Linked DNA regions of Homo sapiens: region 1 is linked to region 2. A link is a loop called in an ENCODE intact Hi-C map of the cell type or tissue named here. Cell type or tissue: heart right ventricle. All regions are shown on one strand.

Region 1 (5,000 bases), 430 kb after region 2:
TTTCTTCTTTTCTTTTCTTTTTTTTTTTTTTTTTTTTTTGAGACGGAGTCTTGCTCTGTTGTCCAGGCTGGAGTGCAGTGGTGCAATCTTGGCTCACTGCAACCTCTGCCTCCTGGGTTCAAGCAATTCTCCTGCTTCAGCCTCCCAAGTAGCTGAGATTACAGGCATGTGCCACTATGCCCAGCTAATTTTTGTGTTTTTAGTAGAGACGGAGTTTCACCATGTTGGTCAGGCTGGTCTTGAACTCCTGACATGAAGTGATCCACCTGCCTCGGCCTCCCAAAGTGTTGGGATTACAGGCGTTAGCTACCATGAAAATACCTTCACATGGTATTTTCATCATTTGAGTATGTGGTTCTCGGAAGGGAGGAAAGGTCATATTCATGTTGTAATTCCAACACCTACTGTGTTTCTTCAGTGTCTAATGCACACTCCCTCCCTCTCGTTCTTACAACACCAGAATCTTGTGGTTCCTCTCAGCCCCTTTCCCAACACTTCCTTCTCTACAGAACTTTTCACCTTGGATCCCCACAGGGTTCAGCCCTATCCCCAACCCCCACCCAATGACTCTTATTGCCATCTACTTGCTGGTGACGATCTGTGTTGCCTGCCAAGCGTGTCCGCTTGAGGTTCTCGGGGCATCTCAAACTCAAGTGGGTCCCAAAGTGGAATCACCACTTTTCACTGAGACTTGTCTATCCTCAGGTGTTTCCAGTCTTAGTGAATGACAGTATCATCTGCCCAACTGCTGAAGCCAGAAATGGGAGGGTCATCCCGGACTCCTCCCTCTCCTTCATCCTCCTCATCTAATCTGTTGTCAAGCCTTGTCAATTCTACCTCTAAAATATATCTTGAGGCCGGGTGCAGTGGCTCACGCCTGTAATCCCAGCACTTTGGGAGGCGGAGGCGGGCGGATCATCTGAGGTCAGGAGATCAAGACCAGCCTGGCCAACATGATGAAATCCCATTTCTACTGAAAATACAAAAAATTAGCCGGGCGTAGTGACATTCACCTGCAATCCCAGCTACTCAGGAGGCTGAGGCACAAGAATCGCTTGAACCCGGGAGGCGGAAGTTGCAGTGAGCTGAGATTGCACCACTGCACTCCAGCCTGGGCAACAAAAGCGAAACTCCATCTCAAAAAAAAAAAAAAAAGAATCTATTCATGGCTCTCCAACCCATTGCCACCATCCTAAAACAGTTTATTATTATCTCTTGCCCAGACCCTGGGCTACTGCATCCATTTTCACTCACCCCATCCAGTCTCCAAACTGCATTGAGAGTGACTTTTTGGTTTTCTTTGTTTGAGATGAGTCTCATTCTGTCACCCAGGCTGGATTGCAGTGGCGCAATCTTGGCTCACTGCAACCTCCGCTTCCCAGGTTCAAGTGATTCTCCTGCCTCAGTTTCCCGAGTAGCTGGGATTACAGTCAAGCACTACCATGCCCAGCAAATTTTTGTATTTTTAGTAGAGACAGGGTTTTATCATTTTGGCCAGGCTGGTCTCGAACTCCTGACCTCAGGTGATCCACCTGCCTCAGCCTCCCAAAGTGATGGAATTACAAGCGTGAGCCACAGCGCCTGGCCCAGGTTCTTCTTAAAACTCCACAGGCTGGGCGCGGTGGCTCACGCCTGTAATCCCAGCACTTTGGGAGGCTGAGGCAGGCGGATCACGAGGTCAGGAGATCGAGACCATCCTGGCTGACACGGTGAAACCCTGTCTCTACTAAAAACACAAAATATTAGCCGGGCATGGTAGCGGGCACCTGTGGTCCCAGCTACTCAGGAGGCTGAGGCAGGAGAATGGTGTGAACCCAGAAGGTGGGGTTGCAGTGAGCTGAGATCGCACCACTGCACTCCAGCCTGGGCGACAGAGCAAGACTCTGTCTCAAAAAAAAAAAAAAAAGAAAAGAAAAGAAAGAGAAAGAAAAAGAAAAAGAAAAAAACTCCAACAGACACTCCTTAGCCTCAAGAGAAGGCCTAAAATCCTCCCACCTCTTTCAAGGCCTTTTATGACCTGGTGCCAGCCTACCTGTCCACTCTTCCTGCCCCATATTGCCCCAACCGTGCTGCGCCCCCTTCACAGACACGTGCATGCACACGCTGTCAACCATATTACATGCTGGGCTTCTCTCCTAAGAACCCTCTTTGGGCCGGGCATGGTAGTTCACACCTGTAATCCCAACACATTGGGAGGCCAAGGCAGGCGGATCACTTGACCCTGGGAGTTTGAGACCAGCCTGGGCAACATGAAACCTCATCTCAACAAAAAATAGAAAAATTAGCTAGGCAGGGTGGTGTGCACCTGCAGTCCCAGCTATTCCAGAGGCTGAGGTGGGAGGATCACTTGAACCTAGGAGGCAGAGGTTGTCCTGTGAGGCGAGATTGCACCACAGCACTCCAGCCTGGGTGACAGAGTGAGATGCTGACTCAAAAAAAAAGAACCCTCTTCTTTCTCAGACCAATTCCTCTTCCTCCTTAATGCCAGGTCAGTTCTCCTCACCATGGCATGCTTTTTGTAGCTCTTACCACAGTAGTGATTACCTCTTCGTGTCTGACTTCTTCCTGAGACTGTATCTGTCCTGCCCAGCATTGTCTCCTGCAGCACCTAAAACACGGCTTGGCATAATAGTAGGTGTTGTGTGTGTTGTGGTGTGTGCATTCATTTGATGAATGGATAAATGAATGAATAAATGCACCATAAATTTCAGAATGGGCAAAGGAAAGCTAGATAAGAAATATGAGAACACCACAGGGCCATCCCCTGGGACCCATCTCACCTCAGAACAATGGCAATGCAGAGGAGCGTTCCGAAGGCCAGGCTCCCTCCAGCAACCAGGAATGTGGGCAGTGGTACTGAAGAAGAATCTTGCACTAGGTTAAAAAAAAAATTGAAGATAGAGGAGGAAGAGGAGAATATGGAGAAAAAGGAATAGGAGGAGAAGAAAACCACTTAGCTGGTGCTGTCAAAAGCCTCAAAGGAACCTTCCCCTCCAACCCCCCTCCCAGAAAATGAAACAGCTCTGCCAACCAACAGGCCATTTGACAAGCTTAACTGTTTTTTGTTTGTTTGTTTGTTTGTTTCTTAACAAAGCCCACTCTAGATTCCAGGATTCCACCACTTGGCAAGAGAGACACCTCAAGCTCAGGGTTTCTGAGCGCCTGTGGCTAGCCACAGACTCCTACTCACTTTCAGAGTGGCTTTTCTGGTGACATTCCACCTGCTCCCACAAGGCACAAAGAGGGTACAACAAACGGAAGGCTTTGGGGACCTCCTTGATGGCAGTTCCTTTGAGGACAATGTCAGAGAGGATTGGATGCTTTAAATCAAGTGTTTGGAAGCAGTTTTCTCCATGGGGGTGTCATCTCTTGCCTGTCCCTGCATTTGGTACTCAAGCCCCAGCCATATGAACTTCATTCAGTTCTCCAACAAGCCATGATCTTTTTCCTCCAGGGCTCTCCACACACGTTCCCTCTTCTCTCCTGTCTGTTTTCTCTACCTTTGCTGCACCCTTTTGTGGTCTAGTCCCTACTTGGCCTTTGGATCTCAGATGAGGTGATGTCATTTCCTTTGAGAATTGACCCCACTCCAAGCTGAGCAAGTGCCCCTCCCAGTATTTCTCCATTTCCACCTCTAGACTGAGTTCCCTGAAGGCAGGGACCACATGTGTCTTTTTCACTGTAACACTGCCAGCAGCTTACACAGTGCCGAATACAAAGTAGGATCGCCAAAATATTTCTTTGAATGAAGGAAAGAACAAACCAGCTTTGCAAGCAGCCATGTCTTCCCACAGAAAGGCTCTTCCTACCACTGCCAGAGTCCCTGGACTAGACAGAGGGCACATCTAAACAAAACCATCTCCTTCTGCTGGGAATGCAGTCACAGTTGTATGGACCCAGCATTCAGGCTCTTCTACCCAAAATGCAATCCACTGCTGACGAAGAGGCTGCCTGCCAGCCATCACTTCAGATGCCTACTAGAGTCAGGCAGCGCAGAGAGCCCAGACTGGTGAGCGGGCGCTGGCTGCAAAGACAAGTTTCTCCAAGCATGTCCCATGTCTCTTGAGAGATGCAGCTGTGTAATGAAAGCAGTATGCTTGGCTTGCTCATTTATTAACATTTCATCATCTTTTCTATTTGTTCCTTCTTTTTTTTTGAAATGGAGTCTCGCTCTTGTCACCCAGGCTGGAGTGCAGTGGTGTGATCTCCGCTCACTGCAGCCTCCGCCTCCCGGGTTCAAGCAATTCTCCTACCTCAGCCTCCCAAGTACCTGGGACAATAGGCACATGCCACCATGCCCGGCTAATTTTTGTATTTTTTGTAGAGATGAGGTTTTGCCATGTTGCCCAAGCTGGTCTCCAACTCCTGACCTTAGGTGATCCGCCCACCTCGGCCTCCCAAAGTGCTGGGATTACAGGCATGAGCCACGGCGCCTGGCCATATATTTGTTCCTTCTTTCATCCAACAAATATTCTTTGAGTGCCTATCATGTATCTAAATGGATCTTACATCCAATCAAGGGAGACAGACAAATGAATTTTTTTTTTTTTTGAGACGGAGTCTTGCTCAGTGGCGCTGTCTCGGCTCACTGCAACCTCCGCCTCCCGGGTTCACCCTATTCTCCTGCCTCAGCCTCCCGAGGAGCTGGGACTACAGGCACCCGCCACCACACCCGGCTAATTTTTTGTATTTTTAGTAGAGACGGGGTTTCACCGTGTTAGCCAGGATGGTCCTGATCTCCTGACCTCGTGATCCACCTGCCTCGGCTCCCAAAGTGCTGGGATTACAGGCGTGAGCCACCGCGCCCGGCCAAACAAATGTTTTTTAAAAAAATTATCAGGAAAAGCCTCCCGGAGAAGGGTGCATCTGAGCAGAGACTTGAGTAATAGGAAGGAGCTGGCAAAGTGAATGTCAGAGGAAGCGTGTCCAGGCAGAGCACACAGCAAGTGCAAAGGCCCTGAGGTAGAGCATGTGTGGAGGAGCAAGGAGGGCAGTGTGGC
Region 2 (5,000 bases):
GGGAGACGCTGGACCAGGAGATGATTTTGGAGGCACAGCCGAATCTATTTGGCACATAAGGGTGAACTCCTCAAGGATGGACACACATATTATTCATCTCTAATTCTCTGGTTGGGCACAGCAGAAGCCCAAGAAGTGTTTGTGGAATAAATGACTGGAAAGCCACTCTTGGGCTTGCTGGTCTGTCTTGTTGGCCAGCATGTAGTGCTGCTCCTCAGATGACAAAGTGAAGTGTCTATTATGTTGTTTCTAACTTGGTGGGTTATCTGCCCAAATAGACGCTCTGAAGGTGACCCCAGATGATAGCAGAGAGAGGCACATGTGGGCAGCAAGTGGGTATGTGTGGGCATGTGGGAGGGGGGCACTGGGAGTTGGGGGAGCATTGTCCTTAGCATCTCATCACCGTTCATTCACATTTACTGCTCAGCTGGGAGCATGCTCTGGCTGCAGGGCGGTGCTTTTAGCCCAGAGGCTCAGAGCACTTTCCTATCACTAACATGGAACATTCCCAGAATTCCCCAGAGGCCTGGGGTTCCAGACAGTACAACATACAGAAGGCTGAGGCTCCAGTCACACTGCTGAGGTGTCTGAGCATAACAGTGCATTCGTCTGTCCAAGCATGCACCATTTGTTCATTCACTCGTCATGTGCCAGGCACTGTGCTGGGCTTGGGGAATCCAAGGGCAACAAGACAGGCCTGTCCCAGCCTCCTTGAGCTCACATGCTTTATGCACATCCAGATACAGGGGTGCCACTGTCACTAGAGCCACCTCTGGAGTCAGCTAGCAAGATCTGGAGCACATTATCCTCACTTCCATCTCAGCTGGTTGAGCTGCAGTACTTGAGAGTCTGTGGATGATGATGTTATTGGGAGTTTTATCTCTAACCACATGTACCTACTTCCTGGAAGTTCAGAGCAATGATCCTTAAAATGGCCAGAAACTAAAACTGAAAACCACCCAACTGCCTAAGAAGAGTGAATGGCTAAGCAAATTCTAGACATATGATGGGGGAGGAGCATGACATTATCTAATAAAAACGTGGGGTTATGTTGATATGTTAATGAGATGGGATTTACTGTCACTATGAGACTGTCTTTAATGAAACAAGAACATAAAATATCAGGTACACACTAATTACAGCACAACTGCTCTAAAACCTATATACACACATTGTCATCTCAATTGTATAAGGAAAACACAATGCATAGCAAAAGACTGAAATATGCCACATCTTAACAATACCTACTTTGGTAGAGGAATTTTACGTGACCTTTCTGCTTCTTTATTGTTTTCTATTTTTTCCCAAACTTTTAATAATCAGCAAGCATTTACCGTGAAAATTCAGAAAAGTAAATACATTAAGACTCTCCTATGTTTACACATTGGCATAGGTCAGAAAAGTATTTCCAGGGATGTTAGCTGGGCGTGGTGGTGCATGCCTGTAATCCCAGCTACTTGGGAGGCTGAGGTGGGAGAATCGCTTGAACCCAGGAGGCAGAGGTTGCAGTGAGCCGAGATCGTGCCATTGTGCTCCAGCCTGGGCGACAGAGCAAGAGTCCGTCTCAAAAAAAAAAAAAAAAAAAAAGAAGCATTTCCAGGGATGTCAGAAGAGCTTGGTGAGCGCTAGATTCAGTTGTTTGTATTTGTAATGAACCACACACTGATCATTGAGAGCTGAACTAGGTAGACACTAAGTGCGCCTTTGTTCTGAAGTGCTGGGATTCAACTTAATTCCATACAAGTTGAACAGCTTACAATCCTGTCAGGGAGGCAGACTTATTTATTTACTCAACCGTTTATTCAACGAGTGTTTATGGAGTTCCTCCTTTGTTCCTGGCATTGTCCCAGATGCTGGAGAACATAAACACATAATCACAATGTGATGTGAGAAGGGCCTCAGCAGAGGTCCCGACAGAGTATTAGGGGAATACAGCATGGCTAACCCTGTTTGAGGATGTTGGGGATCAGCGAAGGCCTCCTAAAGCAGGATCATTTGAACAAGGCCTTGAGGGGTGAATAAGAGTTCTCTAGGCAACAAATAGAGGGAAATGGAGCCTAAGCTACTTTGGGAATTATTTTTAGAGATGCCTACATGTGCTATGAGGGAAGATAGAATATGTGGATTGTTTATAGACTGTTGTCCTCATTCCAGCCAGGAGACCAGAATGAGGAGTTGAGTTCAAAGGTCTGAACTCACAAAATTAGAATAACTCATTTGTGTCCTGGCTGTTTTCTTACCCCATGTTTAACTAAACATCATGTGTGTTCAAGGCCTCTTTGAATAATGACCCTCTCAACGCTGGATCTTGACCCAAGTTCAGGAACTGGAAACATCTGGATCCTGCTGGGCTAGAAAAACATGTGTGACCCCTAGATCTCTATCCTCACACAGAAAGCAAGGACAGCTTTCAGAAGGGGACTCACAACTGGAAATTCTAACAGGTAAATATTAGTATCATTAAGAAATCTTGCAAAGGTGATTATTAGCCATCTCTTGTCTGTCGAGTTCTGTTGCTTTTCTTTCTTCTCTCCTTTTCTCAGTTTTTCTCTCTCCCCTGTGTCTTTCTCCTCCTTTGCCACATCTGTCTGCCTCTTTCCTTCTCGTCTGTTTTTCTATTCTCTGGTCTCTTGTTCTCGCTCTTTGTCTCTTTCTGTCTCTTGGAGCATTTCTCTGTCTCTCTTGCTTTGCTACCTTTCTCTCTCTGTCTTTCTCTTTCTTGTATCTCTTGCTGACCTTGGGGTCACTCCCTTGGTTTTCTCCATTTAATGGAGCCCCAACTTGCCTTTGATGGCATTTGGGGAGGGCAAAGTTAGTCGGACTCTCTGAACTTGATTGGCCTCCCGTGACAAGGATCTCTTTTCACAGGGTCTGGATTTAAAGTGTGAAAATATAAAGAGCTTTTTCATTCTGACTCGCACATATCCCTACTTGAGCTGAAGCATTTCCAGACAGATAATCATCAGGTTTCCTACAGGAAATTAAAGACCTCAGTACCGTGTAGTTGTTTAAATCACCCGTATTGCCCATTAGGTTTCATGAAAGGCTTTGCTTCCCTGGTATGTGATAGAACAAATCTTTAATAAGATTTTTCCCCCAATTTTTCTAATGAAGTCGGTCGTGTGTGTCCTCTAGATAAGCTCACAATAAGGCCAGCAGGTTCCCATTTTGGTATGAGCCGGTGCCTCACCCCTTCTTATCTAAGCCACAAGGACACGGAGCTGGCACATGTCCTCAGAGTCCACACTGGGAGCTGCCCCGGGGACAAGAACCCCTACAAGTAGGAGCATTCAGACCTCTGGCTGGATTGGCGGATGTGGCCATGCAGTGCCTTCTGTCCAGGAGCCAATGGCACCCCCACTTCTGCCTTAAGCCCCCCGTGTGCCCACACTCCTCTGGTTACCATCTGCTTCAGAGGAAGTCAGGCCCCAGTCTAGCCAAGATGGTACTCCTCCTTCCTTTTCTTGGTGGTTGGTTTAGGTCTGAGCATTTAACCCCCCCTTTTTCATTTTTATTTTTTTTGAGACTGAGTCTTGCTCTGTCACCCAGGCTGGAGTGCAGTGGTGCGATCTCAGCTCACTGCAAACTCCGCCTCCTGGGTTCAAGTGGTTCTCCTCCCTCAGCCTCCCGAGAGTAGCTGGGATTACAGGTGCCCACCACCATACCCAGCTAATTTTTGTATTTTTAGTAGAGACGGGGTTTCAACATGTTGGCCATGCTGGTCTCGAACTCCTGACCTCAGGCAATCTGCCCGCCTTGGCCTTCCAAAATGCTGGGATTACAGGCATGAGGCACCATGCCCCAGCCTAACCCATTCTTTGACCAGTGAGATGCAAAGGAAAGTCTAGGGACTTCTGGGACAAATGTTCTCATTATTAAAGAGATCCACAGCAGGGGGCTTCCCTTCATTGCTGTTGCACTTGAAGGTTGGCAATGGGATGCCTCAGTGTGCCCTGGCTACCTTGTGATCAACCTGCTGAGGATGGCAGAGCAGAAAGTCAGGAAGAGCCAGTGCTCATGGTGACATGTGCTGCCAAGTTAATGACCCCGGGACTGTTCTACCTCTTGAGTTTTTAGTGTGTGAAATAACAAATTTCCTTGTTTTTAAACTCTCTTGAGGTTTTTTTTTTTTTTTGACTGGCAATTGAAAGCATATTAGTAGACACAGACAGGACCACAGAGGTCCAAGATGGGCCCCCATGTCTTCTGAGAGAGGTCTGAGCTCACTGAGAGAAGGGTAGGGTGGGGACAAGCCTTGGGATCGAAGGCCCTGCCTTGGAGCAGTTTGTCGTTCCATGCTATGACAAACCATGGGCAAGAAAACCTCTCTGAGCTGAAGTTTCCTTGGCTCAAAATGAGTATTGAGTGCATCACAGATGCTCAATAATCATCAGCTCTCTTCTCTTCAGGTATGCTTATCTTCCAGTTATTATTATTATTATTTTTTGAGACAGAGTCTCACTCTGTCGCCCAGGCTGGAGTGCAGTGGCATGATCTCGGCTCACTGCAAATTCCACCTCACAGGTTCAAGCAGTTCTCCTGCCTCAGCCTCCTGAGTAGCTGGGATTACAGGCGCCTACCACCATGCCCGGCTAATTTTTGTATTTTTAGTAGAGATGGGGTTTTACCACGTTGGCCAGGCTGGTCTGGAAGTCCTGACCTCAGGTGATCCACCTGCCTTGGCCTCCCAAAGTGCTGGGATTACAGGCATGAACCGCCACAACAGGCCTCTTCCAGTTACTTTTAATGGGACCAAGAGGTGCCAGGTACGGAGAGCTATTTAATGACATTTCAGTGCTGGGGAAATTTTACACAGAGACCATTCTAAGTCCTTTACCCACAGTTGCTCCAAGTACAAATCACGTCTCTAATGCCAGCACCAGTGTTGAGGGGGAGGCAAATACACCCAATTCTCAATTCTCCATGGTGATGAAGAATGTGGATAATTGAAAACAGCAGATAATCCCCGAACCTGCTTTGAGTCACTGACTTCCACCGCC

What was found. Peaks named below come from ENCODE experiments on the same cell type or tissue, not always from the same donor. Only the 100,000 strongest peaks of a DNase experiment are listed, where the experiment ranks them.
Region 1: a loop joins it to region 2, with 3 times the contacts of the local background. A loop is called at or near these places in 1 of 110 quality-filtered maps.

The regions. Positions count from the first base shown.
Region 1 is chr1:154,452,362-154,457,361 of GRCh38, reverse strand. IL6R (interleukin 6 receptor) reads right to left here. Exons shown (of 10, transcript NM_000565.4): 9 at 2,781-2,874. Among named protein-coding and RNA genes, the nearest start is that of TDRD10, 47 kb to the left of the region's middle. In heart right ventricle, no CTCF peak of the experiment used is centred here; no DNase peak of the experiment used is centred here; H3K27ac peaks cover 883 bases.
Region 2 is chr1:154,882,333-154,887,332 of GRCh38, reverse strand. No RefSeq gene overlaps it. Among named protein-coding and RNA genes, the nearest start is that of KCNN3, 15 kb to the right of the region's middle. In heart right ventricle, no CTCF peak of the experiment used is centred here; no DNase peak of the experiment used is centred here.